Linked DNA regions of Homo sapiens: region 2 is linked to region 1. Evidence: chromatin loops called from intact Hi-C (ENCODE). Cell type or tissue: MCF 10A. All regions are shown on one strand. Links, peaks and the distances in the headings refer to the core of each region. The heading gives the core; the rest is flanking DNA. Region 1 overlaps LOC124900765 (a long non-coding RNA gene). Region 2 has its middle 52 kb from the start of TRAM1L1.

Region 1 (8,359 bases), core at 228-8,227:
TTCTTGAAGTCAGTGAGACCAAGAACCCACCAAGTCCGGACATAATCCTTTTACAAATTAAATCAAAGCACTTTAATTCCTGCAATAGCTCTACTTTTTATGCTACGGTCCTTATAGTGGCCTGCAAGGCCTTACATGATGTGGTATTCATCACCTTTCTAACCGCAGCTCCTCTTTTCAAACTCTCATTCTGCAACAGTTGCACTGGCTCCCTTGCTGACTATCTTATTTAAGACATTCATGTTAACATGCCCACAAATATCAACGTGGCTAACTTCTACACTGTAGTTCAGTCTTTGCTCAGATGTCATTTTCTCAATAAGGCCTACCCTGACAACCTTACATAAAATTTCACCCCTTCCTCCCTTCCCTGACTCCTGATTCCTATTACTCCGAACTAATCTTTTTTGAACCATAGCACTTAAAATCTTATAACTAATTCTGTAGTTTACCAATTTTATTAGATCTTTTGTCTTCTCCTACTTGAATAAGCTTCTCGAAAGCAAACTATTTGTCTTTTCTTTCATCAATATATCCCCACATCGATGGGTCTAGTCTCTGAAATAATAAGTGCTCAATAAATACTTGTTGAATTAATTTCACAATAAGTAACTGGAAAAGACATGACAGTTTTAACATACATATGTTCTTATATTTAAGTGCTAGAAAAAAGTATAACTTTTCATAAAAATCAATAAATTCGATTAACAAAAATATATATTTCCCCAATCATACAAAGACTTAAAACTGTCTTCTAAATAACAAAAAATAAATTCAATTTTAAATAATAATTAAAATTAGCAAAATAATTATTAAATGTAGGACAAAAAAACAAAACCTCTAACTTTTAAATGATAATTACCAGATAATTCTTATAAGTTATCCTAACAATAATACCAAAAGGAAGATACTGCTGGTTTCCTTCTACAGATGAGGAAACAGGTTTGGAATGGATAGATAATTTTCCCAAGGTCACACAAGTAGCAAAGCTCAGACTTATTTTATACCTAGTATCATTTTTCTCCCTTTACACACAACACCAGTTAAGAGCATGGGCTCTGAGCCAGTGAGACTACATTCAAATCCACTTCAAACCTTAGGTTAATTACATTATTTCTCTGTGCCTCAATCTATTCATCTGTAAATTAGAGACAATAATTGTATAGCGCTCATACAATTGTTAGGATTAAATGAGTTAATGAGCACATAAGTACTCAATAAACATTAGTTATCACCATTACTACTATCTCCCTTAGAGACTGTAAATAATTGTAGTCAGGTGCAGTGGCTCACACCTGTAATCCCAGCACTTTGGAAGGCTGAGGTGAGCAGATCACCTGAAGTCAGGAGTTGGAGACCAGCCTATCCAACATGGCGAAATCCCGTCTCTACTAAAAGTACAAAAATTAGCCAGGCGTGGTGGCGTACGCCTGTAATCCCAGCTACTTGGGAGGCTGGGGCAGGAGAATCACTTGAACTCTGGAGACGGAGGTTGCAGTAAGCCGAAATCTGCCACTGCACTCCAGCCTGAGCGTCAGAACAAGACTCTCAAAAAAAAAAAAAAGATACTGTAAATAATTATTTTCAGAACCCTTTTGTGTTATTTTATATAATTTACTTTCTTAGTCCTTTTCAGTAAGTTCTGTTCAGTGCTATAAAGAATGGTGGGTATTTCAAAATTCGTATGGCTTTTATCAAATTTAAGTCCTCAATTGCAGAGATTTCTTTCTAGACCTTCTGTTTTCTAAGAAATACTGCCCATTTACATAAATTATCATCCTGATAAAAGGGTTTTAAATTAGAGAAATACAAAAGTCACTTATCTGGTTCTATTCTACTTAGTTTTCTATAGTTTTACTTATATAATTAAGAAATAACTACTAACACGTCTTACATATTCAGTTGAAGGTTTTTTTAATGATTGTTCATTTGGAGATGAAATATATTTATTTTTCTCTCTATAGTGTAAGTATGACATTTATTTTAAACTTTTTGTTTGAAATTTTACAAAGATGGCAGAAAACAAATCTATAGACCAATCATATTCCTGAATAAAGAGGCACAATTCTCAACGCAATGTTAGCATGCAGAATCCAGAAACAGGTTACAGGTAGAATACACGGTGACAGAGTGAACTTTAAAGAGTGAATATGGAAAGGCTGGTTGAGCACTGTCCAGGAAGGTGGAAATTAATCTATTCATTTATGACTTTTTAAATAGACCTTTTGAGGGTGTATGATTAGCTACTGTAAAACTCACCCAGGTGAAGTGTACATCTCATAACTGCTGAGTCATTAATGGAATTGAATAGCCATCATGGCGATCTGATGTCAGAAGATCTCTGACACCCAGATAGAAGGCTGATAGACGGGGTTCCTCATGCCCATTTGAAGATAAGCCCTGCCCCCAACCCAGCCCCAGTCAACCATTGATCTGTTTTCTGTCACTGTAAATTTGCCTTTTTTGAACATTTCATATCAATAGATTCATACAGTATGTAGTCTTTTGTGTCTGGCCTCTTTTCACTTAGTGACATGGTTCTGAGTTTCATCTATAGCATGTATCAGCCATAGCATGTTTTTTTAAAAAAACTTTTATGTTAAATTCAGGGGTATATGTGCAAGATGTGCAGGTTTGTTACAAAGGTAAATGTGTTTCATGGGAGTTTGTTGTACAGATTATTTCATCACCCAGGTACTAAGCCTACTACCCAATAGTAATTTTTCCTGATCCTCTCTCTCCTCCCACCCTCCGCCCTCAGGTAGGCCCAGTGTGTACTGTTCTTCTCTATGTGTCTATGTGCTCTCATCATTTAACTTAAATTGGATTTATTCTTATATAGCATCTGAAGTCTTTTATTTTACGTTTTTGATTTTCTATTTTTTTGGAGATGCAGTCTCACTCTGTCACCCAGGCTGCAGTGCAGTGGCACAATCTCGGCTCACTGCAACCTCCACCTCCCAGGTTCAAGTGATTCTCGTGACTCAGCCTCCTGAGTAGCTGGGATTACAGGCACCTGCCACCACGCCTGGCTAATTTTTGTATTTTTTGGTAGAGACAGTGAAGACCTATTCCAGTTATAAATACTAACTAATAGGAATTAGTTTCAAAGTTTGCCATAGAATTTTTCTCTCTGAAATGATTTCCATTATAAAATTTGAAATATAGTCCTATTGCAGCGGGGAGACTTAATTTAAACTTTTTGGCAAAGAGAGAGGTAAGATGTGCCTGAGGCCAAAAGAGTTAGTCGACTTTGCCGTAATATACTAAGCTACATTCAAAAAAGTTTGCCAGTTTTGCTTAAATGTACTACCCTGCATTCATTTTTCCTTCTGTACATTATGTATAATTTCCCAGAATTCTTTTTCACTTTTATCATCCTGGCTTCCTCATTCAACAAACGTTTCATTGAGCATGTTCCAAAGTACTACTGCAGGTAAGATGAATATGACTACATTCTTGCCCTCCAGTAGACTGGGCAGAAATATTTTATTTCTCCAACAGAATCATTGTCTAGTTTGATATACAACACATTAACAGTGTATTAACTACTTCAGACAGTAGGAAATGAATTAAATCTCTAATTGATGAATTCAGTATGTTAAAAATCTGTATATCAAGTTCACATATTAAAAAGGTCTGGTGTATTCCAATGGTATGTTTAGAATATGCATCTGGAGAAAGTTGTTCCTTTCTGGTAGAACCTGAAGTTTTCAATATTCACTGTAGACATTCATCATATAAAACTAGAGTCCAGAGGATAGGCTTTTAGAGATACTAGATATGCTGACATTTTCATGTTATTATCCACATATACATTAATACATGCATGCACAATGAACAAATGTATTTAATTCAAAGGGCTTTAAACACATACCTAAATAATAAGGTAACAAATTCAAAGGGATTTAAACATATACCTAAATAATAGTGTAACAGAGCCATCTAGTGGCCACATAAAAACTGTTGTTTCATGTGATTTTGTTTCGTTCCATCAAGTTTTACATAAACGTAAGCTTATCTTCCCACTAATACAGATATTTATAATGCTTATGGATAATGGGCCAAAGTAATTTGGAGCTGGGGTACTAGAGTAAATGTTTGACATCCTAAGACATCTGTAATCTATATTGTGTGTAGAAAAAGGAGAATTTTAACAAGTGATCATTAAATTTTCAAATTATCTTAATTGATATGGGATGAAAGCATTAGATGTTTTTAAATTGTTAGTTTATGAATACTCCAAAACAAGATCTTCTCTTTTAATATGCCATATTAAATGTTAAAATAAATAACACTCTTATTTTGCATAAAGGCAAGTAAGCCCAAAAAAAAAAAAAAAGCCTCACTAGGAAATAGACTAAAGCAAGTACCACAAGCCATCTTCGAAAGAAAGAAAAAGTCAAGCTTTTGAGATGTTAAATATTTAATGAAACATAAGTGCAGAATCTCACTGACGTGCAAGCTTCTACAACCAAGTCAGGCGTTCACTCTTAAAGTGCTGGAGGCCAGTTTGAGATCATAGAACACATAGGCAATCCAATTTTTCAGGCTAAACCATAAAAGGCTCACAATGTTGCTTGCCAAACTTTTCAATAAATTTATATTATAAATGTTTCACAATGTCAAACACTTACTCTAAAATCCCAGCTCCAAAATTCTTGGATCACCATCACCTCAAAATTCATGGATCCAACTTAAACCACATTATCAATGTCCCTCACTGTTCTCAAGTATTAGCATCTCTTCTTGTCTAACTTAAATGTCATGGTAAATCAATATAACCAGTCCCTTGCATGCATTCCTTTTCCCTTCTATCACTTTGCTCACTCTCTTGGCAAACTGCAACTTGGTTAACTCCAACTCCCTGTCAGCTCCATACCAGCACCTATGCAGTTGAGCATGATGAAGAGAAAATACACAATCATGCTAGAGATTTGACTTTGAATTCATTACAAGAACTCAAGTGAGCTCCTAATGTGACCGGGGAAACCCACTACTTTTCCAAGTCTATTGATGCCATCTCCTAATTATATTTTTTCCTCTCTCCTCAAATTTCCAACACTCTCTCCCCGATCCTCACTCTCGGTTGATGGCCTGGTTTCCTATTACCCCGGAAAAAAACATTAGTAGATGAGAACATTCAAAGTTCACACCACCCACTCATCCACAAGCACCTGTACCCATGTACTCCTATTTCTATAGATGAACTGCCTAAACTATTATCTTAGGGTAACCCCTACTTTTGTGCACTAGATCCCATCTCATTTCCTAAGCAGTTCATCACATATCTGCTGCATCATCAGTTTTTCCATTTCTACTGGATCTTTCCCATCAGAATACAAACATACTTTAAGTTCTCCTATCCTTTAAAAATGACCCATTCTTGATCCCACATCCCTTTCCAGATATTGCTGCATTTTTCTTCCTCTTTACAGTGTAACTCTTCAAAATAGTTGTTCCGAATCCATGATTTCCAATACTTCTCCTGTTCTCTCTGAAATTACTCTCAACAAGGTCCCAAGTGACCCTCATATAGCTAACTCCAATGGTCATTTCTCAACTTCCATCCTACTTGTATCATAAACAATTGACCACTTTCTTTTGAAAAACTTTTTTGACTTTTAAGGTATCACACTCTGCTGGCTTTTCTCCTTAAATTACTTCTCAACATCCTTTGCAGGTTCCTACTGTTTTTCCTGGTAGATTAATATTGACAGGCTCCAAGGCTCAGTTTCTTATCCTATTTTCTTTTTTTCTTTCTTTTTTTTTTTTTAAGAGATGGGGTCTTGGTTTCATGCTCAGGCTGGAGTGCAGTGACATGAGCATAGCTCACTGCAGCCCCGAATTCGTGGGCTCAAGCGATCCTCCTGCCTCAGCCTCCCGAGTAGCTGGGACTACAGGTGTGTGCCACCACACCTGGCTAATTTTTTAAAAAAATTTTTTGTAGAGACGGAGTTTCACCATTTGCCCAAGCTGGTCTCAAATTCATAGGTTCCAAAGAGTCTTCTCTCTCAACCTCCTAAAGTGATGGGATGGGATTAGAGGTGTGAGCCACTGCACCTGGCTTCTTATCCTACTTTTTATCTATCCTTCCTCCCTTGGTACAATTATCTGATCTCATGGCTTTACATACCATCCATAGTTTGACAATTCACATATTTCTTTCTTCAGGCCAAACCTCTCCCCAGACCTCCATATTCATATATTGAACTCTCTACTCAACACTTCCACTTGGATGCCTAAAAAGCATCTCAAACATAACATACAAAACTGTGCTCCTAAATACTTCTCCCCGAAAACCTGCTCTTCCTGCAGTCTCCATCTCAGCAAATCACCAAAAACCTTAGTCATTTTTCTCATAGCCTAGAATCCCTTTATCTTATATACTTTACTATATCCAATCTGTCAGCAAATACTGTCAGCTCTACAATAAAAATATTTCCAGAATTGAATCATTTATTTCTTTCACTGCTACCACTAACCCAACACCAATAGCTCATCTTATTATTGCACTACCCTAACTGTTTTCCCTGCTCTACCATTATCTCCATCGCTACCCTAGAATTTTTCTAAACAGAGCTTTGAGAGAGAACATGTAAATCCTAAGTTAGATCATGTCATTCTACTCAAAACTCTCCAAAGGCTATCCAACTTATTCCAAAAAAACTAAAAACTGTATAATGACCTATAAGGCCATAGGTAGCCTATCATTACCTTTCTAACTTCACTTCCTACTTGCTTACCTCATTCCAGCCAAACTGGTCCAAATTTTATTCTTCGAACATGCCAAGCTGAGTTATCTATTCTTTCATAACAAATTATCCCAAAATGTAGTAGCTTACAACAGAATTTATTATCTCACACACTTTCTGTAGGTCAAGAATCCACGTGTGGCTTAGCTGGATCCTCTGCTACAGTGTCCCTCCCAGGCTGCCATCAACAGCTGGGGCTATAGTCATCTCAGGGCTCAACTGGGTAGGGATCCACTTCCAAGCTCATTCATATGGTTGTTGACAGAATTCAATTCCTCATGGACTACTGGTCTGATAGCCTCAGTTCCTTGTGGGATGTTGGCCAGAGGCAACTCTGTTCCTTGCCACATGGGCCTCTCCAACATAGCAGCTTGCTAGATCAAAGCAAGCAATACAGAAAGACACAAGAGGAAGTGGTAGCAAAACACAAGTCAGGTTTTAATACCTGGTCTCACATTTCACCACTTTGCCATTCAAGAGATTACATAAAGGAAGGAATAACATGAGGTGAGGTCACTGGGAACTTTGCCTACTGTATCAAGTATGGCCCCAATGAGAAAGCATTGGTTGCTTCGAATATTCCTCTTCCAAATGTCTGCATGTTTTGCTCCCTCATGTTCTTCAAATTGTTGACCTTGTGTCACTTTCTGAATGACATTTCCCCTGAACACCTTTTTAAAATTGTAATTCCTACCTTCCAAACACTTCTCATCTTCTGTGCTGTTTTTCTCCACAGCACTCATTGACGTTAACATACCATATAATTTACATATTGTGATTGGCTTCTACTTTAGTTTAGCTAAGCTAGTCCTACATTTCCCTTCCCTTCCCTGAATAATTCCACGTTCAGAAAGACCACAGGAGACATTTTGTATGAGACCTGGCAAATCAAAGTAAAGCAGCATACACTTTTTACACTTGGAAGGTCAGTGTGGGGCATCAGGCAATGTTGCAGATCATGCAAGTTATCACTTATCTACTAATTGTCTTGTAAGTGTGGGGCAGTAGCCAGATCTATAGCTTCTTCAGTCATCCCAGATCTTCTGTTTCAACTTCAACAATCCCTAAGTCTGTGACAAAGGGCATCAGCTTCTCTTGCAGATCACCTCCATCATCAAAGCTAAACCCTTGAAACCAGGAAGAGATTGGTCCTGATTCTAGTTCATTCTCATGGATTACAGCTCATTCTTGTAGATGCCAATTTTCCTTGGTCCCTCCACTGCACAATTGTGTAAGGTCAGATTCTACATATATGATTTTAATCATATGTATTTCCTAGTAGTTCTGATTCTGATAGAACTCTAATACTCTTATTTGCATCTGTTTTCTGCCACTAAAATGTAAGCTCCATGAAATTTTTTTAAATTCTATTTTGTTTACTCTTTCTAGCCACAGCATCTATGACAGGACCTGGGATATAGTAGAAACTCACTATTTAGTCATGAGAATTTTTTTTAATGTACAGTACAAAGAATAAGTATTAAGGATGGCAAAAATGAGATGAGACCAATATTTTCTAATGTTCTAAAAGAAAGATTACTATAAAAAATAATAAGAACTGAGATGCATCTTAAAGGATGGGTAGGAAGAATGGGTAGAATATT
Region 2 (8,359 bases), core at 31-8,030, 1.1 Mb before region 1:
GAGAGTGGAGAAAAATATTTAAAAAAAACACTTATCAATCTAGAATTCTATACTCAGTAAAAAGATCGTTCAACAACAAAATCAACATCTTTAAAATATAGGATGCTAAAATAATACTCTTTCAGCAGACTAACATTATGTGAAATGTCAAAGGAAATCCATCATACAGTAACAAATGATACCATGTAGAAATATGGATCAAAAAAATAGGGAGCAATAAGGTGTTATTGGAACACACACACACACACACACACACACACACACATATGTATATGAGCAGCAAACATAATAAAAATGAGCCCACTAGAGATGGTACTTTAACACATTATTTTAAGTAATGTTAAAAAAACAAAGTTTTAAGAACAGAGTGGAAGAAATACTGACCCAGAATATATTCAAAGAGAGGAAGCTATGATCAATAAGCAGTACCAGGTACCCGGAAGAACACAAAACATGTACAAGGGTGGTTAATTTTTAGGCTGGAAAAGTATTTAGAGCTGAAAATAGAGTTGTTTCCCAGAAAATTTTGTGCATAAAACAGTAAACCCCCTCTATAACTTCAGGTCACAGAAAATCCATCAATCACCAACATAATACAGACAGAATTATTTTTAGTCACAGAAAACAACGTAAGAAGACAGTTCTTTCAGGAAGGTACGGTTTTCTAAGCGTGTTATTAAGGACTCAGAATGCTGTATTTTTTCTAAAGTACTTGTCATTTTACACTTTTCCCTTGTGGCCTCATGGTGGCAATGCAGCTTCAGGAACAACAGTTGTTGTCCAGGCAGAAAGAAAGAATGGGGAAAAAGGTGCCTAGTTTCTTTTAATCATCTAGAAAAGGCTCCCACAGAGATTTCTTCCTACATCACATGGCAAGATCTGTGATATGTGGCCAGTGCTAGCTGAAAGGAATGCTTAGACGTCAAATACTTTCACTTTCTAGAATCCATGTAGCAGGAAAGTAAAGGAGAAAGGAGTTGAGAATGACTTTGTTTGACTTTGTGTTTATAAAAGCTACAGAATAAAATGGTAAACCTGAAACAAAGAAGCCAAAAATATGACCAGAGAGAAAGCTGATAATTCAAAAGAAATGGAAAGTTCATTTAAAAATTACTTCATAATATTTTAAAAGATATTCCACAATCTTGTAATCAATTGGATCAATGCATGTAAAAAATTATAAAAGTCATATTTTGTAAATAATAATTATAATAATAGAATTTGTAAGTGTTCTGAAAATCCATAATGGTATCATTTTTGCAGAAAGCAATTTGAAGGTAAAGACACGCTAAAGCATGTAATTATGAGTGGTATTCAATCTGTAGCTCCAAATATCTGCTAACTTAGAAGAAGTAAAGTTAAAAATATCTTTTTATCTCTCTCACACACACTCACACATGCACGCACACACATGCACACCACTATTACCACAATCACACAATGACATAAACCACATATTATGATTGAGGAAAAATTCCTGCTAGTGTAGATCTCTGTATTCCAATCCCCATAAGAAATACCTGCCAGTAGCTGAACAGATAGAAACTGCCTTATTTTTAAAATATTGGTGAAGAGGAAAAGCAAAATGACAGAATAAGACCTTTCAGTGTTCATTTCCTTATAGAAACATCAATTTTAACAACTATCCATGAATAAAACTATCTTCACCAGAGCCTCAGAAACAGCTAAGAGATCACAGTACCTGGTATTGGCATAATTATAAGAAAAGTCACGTTGAAGAAGGTAGAAGGGACAAAGCTATCTTGCATGGATCATTGCTTGCCCCACTCCAAACAGCACAGCAATGAGAAAGACCCATTCCACTTGGGGGAAAGAGAAGAAAGTGAGTGCAGGACTTTGATTTGAACTCAGTGCCAGGCCAATCACAATGAAATCCAACACCAGGCAGAAGCTGCCAGCTCCTGACCCAAGACACATGTCTGTGGACAGAAATCCTATCCCTGCCTCAGTTCCAGGTAGAGAATGGTGGCCTTGTTGAAATAGACTCTTTCTGGCTCACATTACTGCTGGCCATCTGCTGCAGTCTCAAACCACAAATAAACCTCAGCATCAGGCATTTGGTGACAACATGGGCCTTGAACATTACTCTGTGCTGCTTTGGTCTCAGTAACTGTGGGATTCAGGTGGGCCTAGCATTATAGTGGTTGTGGCAGCCATGAGAATGCCCACCCCATTCTTCTCCAACCCCAGTCAGAATAGCAAAGAAAGAGACATTGTTCACATGGGAGAATGAGTGGCACAAAATCTTGCCTTGGAGTTTAAAGCCTGGACTACATGGGAAAGCCCAGCACCAGACAGAGATCTTCAGCACCTGAGTACAAACCAGAGACCATGGGTAAACCCTCTGGACCTGCACTGACCTCAGATGGAAACTCAGACCAAGCAGGATAGACAACATTCTTTAGGGACTTAGGATGTCATCTTGTACTAAACCAGCAGGAGTGACCAGGGGCTCAGAGAAAATAATAAGCACCCTGCTTACAATTTCTGAAAAGACAGGCATAAAAAAAAGCCAGACTGTGAGAACTGAAACAAATACCTAATTCTCCAGTTCACAGATGTTGTTGTTCAACCACAATCATTAAGACCATTGAGAGAACTATGAGTTTACTGAATAAAATGATGCACAAAAGATCCACCCTAAAGCAATCAATATGTATGATCTGCCAGGAAAAGAAATAAAAATACCTCTTTTAAGGAAAATCACCAAACTTCAAGAAAACACAAAGAAACAATTCAGTGGTTTATCAGAGAAACTTAACAAAGAGATTGAAATAATCAAACAGAAACCTTGGAGCTGAAAACTACAATAAAAAATTAAAAAATGCAATAGTGGGGGAATCAACAGTAGAATCAATTAAACAGTAGAAAAAATGGTGAGCTCAAAGATAGGCTGTTTGAAAATACACAGCCAGGGGAAAAATAAAAGAAAATTCAAAGGAACAAAGAACGCTTATGGGAACTATGAGACAACATCAGGAGTAAATACTCAGGTTATCGGGGTTAAAGAGGGACTGAGGAATTCCAAAGGTCTGGAAAGATTATTCAAATAGGCAGTATCAGAAAACTTTGCAAAACCAATAGAGAAAAATAAAAGTATCCAGGTAGACTAAGATCAAAGGTTACCAATCGTTTTTATTTATTTATTTACTTATTTTTAATTTTTTTATTATACTTTAAGTAAGACAACGAAAATAGGAAAAAAAAAAACTACAAAAATGTCCTAAAAATCAAGTAAGAAATCCCTGTAGTAAAGCCTTGCTTACTGATAGTTAAACAGAAGTGGATTAAATTATCTATTTAAAAGAGAGAGTGACTTAATAGATTAAAAAAGAAGATTCAAACCTATGTTGGTAACAAGAAACTCATCTCATCTTTAAAGAAACATATTGACAAAGCCAACAGATGAGAAAAGATAGTCCATGCAAATGTAAAGTGAAAGAGTAGTATATGTCATACTAATATCACATAAAATAGACTTTCTTTTTTGAGCCAGGGTTTTGTTCTGTCATTCAGGCTGGAGCGCAGTGACGTAATAATGACTCACTGCAACCATGAACTCCTGGGCTAAAGTTATCCTCCCACATCATCAGCCTCTTGAGTAGCTAAAAATACAGTCACACTCCACTAAGCCTGACTAATTTTTATGTTTTTAGTAGAGACAAGATCTCTCTATGTTGCCCAGGCTAGTCTCAACCTCTTCTGCTCAAATGATCCTCTCACCTCAGTCTCCCAAAGTGCAATCATAGGTGTAAGTCACTGTGCCTGAACTCAAAAAAATAAACTTTAAATCTAAAGCAGTTAAAAGAGACAAAGAAGGTCATTGTATAACTATCAAAGGGTCAATTCAACAAGATAATATAATATAATATAATATTATAATATATATAATATAATATAAGATAAGGTCATTGTATAACTATCAAAGGGTCAGTTCAACAAGATAATATAGTAATTGTAAATATATATGCACCCAACATCAGAACACCTAAATATATAAAGCAAATGGTAGGGGACACCCCACTTTCAGTAATGGACAAATTATCTAGATAGGAAATCAACAGAGATACAGTAGAGTTAGACTGCATTTTAGATCCAATTAACCTAATAGATATCTACAGAATATTCCAACCAACAGCTGCAGAATATATATTATTCTGAACAGCACACAGAACATTCTTCAGGAGAAATCATATGGTAGGCCACAAAGCACATCTCAAACATTTTCAAAAATTTGATTTAATATCCAATATTTTTTTTCTCACCACAATGCAATAAAACTAGAAATCAATAATAAAAAAAATCTCAGGACACTATATATATATGTATATATATATGTATATATATATGTATATATATATATACATGAAAATTGAGAAATACAATACACTCCTAAACAACAAGTGGTTCAGTGAAGAAATTAAAAAGAAAATTTAAAAATTTCTTGAGACATATAATAATGGAAATGCAACATAAAATAACCAATGAGATACAGCCAAAGCAGTACTAGGAGGAAAGTTATTAGCCATTAATGACAAAATCAGAAAAAAAAAAAAAAGGAAGATCTCAAATAAACAATCTAATAGTGTACCTCAAAGAACTAGAAAAACAAAAAGAAATCAAACCCAAAATTAGTAGAAGGAAAAATAAATAAAATGGATATAAAATGTATACAATCAATCAAGCTAATAGTTGGTTTTTGAATGGACAACAAAATTGACAAAGTTTTGGCTCAGCTAAGCAAGAAAAAAGAGAGAAGACCCAAATAAATGAAATCAGAGACAAAAAAGAAGACATTACATTAGATACTACAGAGACACAAAGTATCATTAGGTACCATTATTAACAACTGTACACCAAAACAACTGAATGACCAAAAAATAGATAAATCCCTGGACACATAAAACTTACCAAGATTAAATAATGAAGAAACAGGAAACCTGAACAGACTAATAATGAATAATGGCAGTGAATCAATAATAGAGTCTCTAATTGTATCAGTTTGTTTTCATGCTGCTGATAAAGACATATCCGAGACCAGGCAAATTACAAAAGAAAGAGGTTTAATTGAACTCACAGTTCCATGTGGCTGGGGAAGCCTCACAATCATGGCAGAAGGCAAGGAGGAGCAAGTCAAGTCTTACATGGATGGCAGCAGGCAAAGAGAGAGAGCTTGTGCAGGGGAGCCCTTCTTTTTAAAACAATCAGATCTCGTGAGACTTATTCACTATCACGAGAACAGCATGGGAAAGACTTGCCCCCATGATTCAATTACCTCTCACCAGGTCCCTTCCACAGCAAGTGGGAACTCAAGATGAGATTTAGGTGGGGACACAACAAAACCATGTCACTTATCCAAGAAATGTTCATGACCAGATGGCTTCACTGCTTCACTTCCAGTGCTTCTCAAATTCTTCCATAAATTGAATAGGAGGGAATTTTTCCGAGCTCATTCTATGAGGCCAGCATTACTTTGCTAGCAAAACCAGATAAAGACACAACAAAAACAGAAAACTACAGACCAATATCCCTGAGGAAAAATTCTCAACAAAATACTATCAAACCAAATCCAACAGTATATCAAAAGCATTACTCACCATAATCAAGTGAAATTTGTACCAGAGATGCACTAATGGTTCAACATATGCAAATCAATAAATGTGATACATCACATCAACAGAATAAAGGACAAAATTATATGATCATTACAATACACACAGAAAATTTTGATAAAATTCAACATTCTTTCATAATAAAAACTCTCAACAAATTAGATATAGAAGGGATAGACCTTCAAAATAATAAAGACCTTGTATAACAAAATCACACCTAATATCACAATGAACTAAGAAAAGCTGAAAACTTCCTTTTTAACATCTGGAACAAGACTATTCAACATAGTCCTGGAAGTCTTGACCAGAGTAATAAGGCAATGAAATAGAAAAGGAGGAAGTCAAATTGTTCTTGCTTTCAGATGGCATAATCTTATATATAGAATACCCCAAATATTATACCAAGAACTATTAAAATTAATAGAAAAATTCAGTAAAGTTAGAGGATATGAAATCAATATGCAAATATCAGCAGTATTTCTATAAATCAATAGTGTAATATCTGAAAAAGATTTAAAGACAATAATTTCCTTTACAATAGCTACAAAAAAAGACTAAAAATATTTAGCCAAGGAAGCGAAATATTTGTACAATAAAAACTATAAGACATTAATGAATGAAATTGAAAAAATACAAAAAGGGAAAGACATCCCATGTTAATTGACTGGCAAAATTAATGTTGTTAAAATATCCATTTACCCAAAGTGATCTACAAATGTAATGCAATCTCTATCAAAATACCAGTTGCATTCTTCAAGGAAGTAAACAGAACAACCCTAAAATTTGTATAAAACTGTGAAAGATCTAACAGTCATGGCAATCTTGAGAAAAACAAAAACAAAAATAAAACCCCCATGGAGGTATCACCATTCCTGACATCAAAATATAATAGAAAGCTGTAGTAATCAAAACAACATGGTACTGGCATAAAATAGATACAAAGAGCAATGGAAAATAACAGAAAGCCCAGAAATAAATCCATGCATCTACAGCCAACTGATTTTCAACAAAGTTTCCAAGTACACACAGCAGGGAAAAGACATACTCTTCAATAATGATGCTGGGAAAACTGGATATTAACATGCAGAAGTACGAAATTAGACCTTTACTCTTATCATACACAAAAAGTAACTCAAAATAAAATAAAGATTTAAATGTGGGAATCTAAACTACAAAACGGCTAGAAGAAAACATAAGGGAGAAGCTCCATGACATTAGTGCAGGCAAAGATGTTTTTGGACAAAACCACTAAACCACAGGCAACAATGACAAATACAGACAAATAGGATTACATCAAACTGCAAAGATTCTGCACAGCAGAGGGAAAAATCACCAGGACGAAGACACAACCCATAGAATGAGAGAACATATTTGCAAATTATACCTCTATTAACAGGTTAACATCCAAAATATACATTCGATTCTCAAATAAAATGGGCTCGTACTACACATACACTTAGACGTGGATTTTTTCTTCTACTTCTGTCACCTCTGATACAACAAAACCAACAACCTCTCATCATCCTTCTCCTGCTTAGCCTACTCGATGCGAACACAAGGAGAATGAATAATTTTTGGTGGTCTACTTCCTTTTAAAGCATAGTACATACATTTTTTCTTCCTTATAATTTTCTTAATAATATTTTCTTTTTGGAGCTTGTTTTATTATGAAATTCAGCATATAATACATATAACATATAAAATATGTGCTAACTCTTTATGTTATTAGAAAGGCTTTCAGTCAACAATGGGCTATTAGTAGTTAAGTTTTGGGGGCATCAAAAGTCATACATGTGCTGGGTTTTGGCTTCCCTAGCCACCATGTTGTGCAAGAGTCAAATGCATAAAGAAATCAAGTCCAACAACTCTACAACAAGAAAACAAATAACCCTAATAAAATATGGAAAATATGAACAAAATATCTGAATAGACATTTCTCAAAAGTATAAAATTGTAGCCAAATGATGCTTGAAAAATTCTCAACATCATTAATTATAAAGGAAATGCAAGTCAAAACTATAAAAGAGTGTAACCTTACTCCTGTTAGAATGGCTATCATGAAAAATCAAAAGATAGCAAGTGTTGGCAAGGGTGTGGAGAAAAGGGAGTCATTACACAGCAATGGTTGGACTGTAAATTAGTACAGTCATTCTGGAAAATAGCGAGGAGTTTCCACAAAAGATTAAAAATAGAACTACTGTATGTTCCCAGCAATTTAACTACTGAGTATATGTCCAAAGGAAATGAAATCAGTGTGTCAAGAGGGTATTTGTATTCATGTTTACTGCAGCACTATTCACAATAACCAAGATCTGCAATCAACTTGTTCATCAACCGATAAGTGGATAAAGAAAATGTGATGTGGTGTATGTCTACACATATACACAATAGACTACTATTCAGCCACAAGAAATTCTAAAATCCTGTCATTTGTGGCAATATGCACAAACTCGGAGGACATTATGCTAAGCGAAATAAGCTAGGCACAGAAAGACAAATACCACATGATCTCACTCATATATGCAATCTAAAAAGTTGTTCTCATAGAAGTAGAGAGTAAAGTAATGATTACCAGAGGGTAAGGAGGGTGGGTGGAGGAGGAGAAAGATTGGTCAATAGGTACAAAGCTATGGTTAGATGGGAGGAATAAGTCATGGTGTTCTATTTCACAATAGAATAGAGTTAACAATAATGTATTGCATATTTCAAAATACCTAGGAGAGGTT

The links. A loop is a pair of places that touch in the nucleus more often than their neighbours do. Peaks named below come from ENCODE experiments on the same cell type or tissue, not always from the same donor. Only the 100,000 strongest peaks of a DNase experiment are listed, where the experiment ranks them.
Region 2: a loop joins it to region 1, with 25 times the contacts of the local background. A loop is called at or near these places in 13 of 110 quality-filtered maps.

The regions. Positions count from the first base shown.
Region 1 is chr4:118,266,687-118,275,045 of GRCh38, forward strand. It overlaps LOC124900765 (a long non-coding RNA gene), which reads left to right. Exons shown (of 2, transcript XR_007058244.1): 2 at 1-85. Among named protein-coding and RNA genes, the nearest start is that of SNHG8, 7.9 kb to the right of the region's middle. In MCF 10A, for the core only: a CTCF peak has its summit at 3,936 (motif pointing left); a DNase peak (open chromatin) is centred at 3,945.
Region 2 is chr4:117,133,767-117,142,125 of GRCh38, forward strand. No RefSeq gene overlaps it. Among named protein-coding and RNA genes, the nearest start is that of TRAM1L1, 52 kb to the left of the region's middle. In MCF 10A, for the core only: a CTCF peak has its summit at 750 (motif pointing right); DNase peaks (open chromatin) are centred at 755 and 3,575.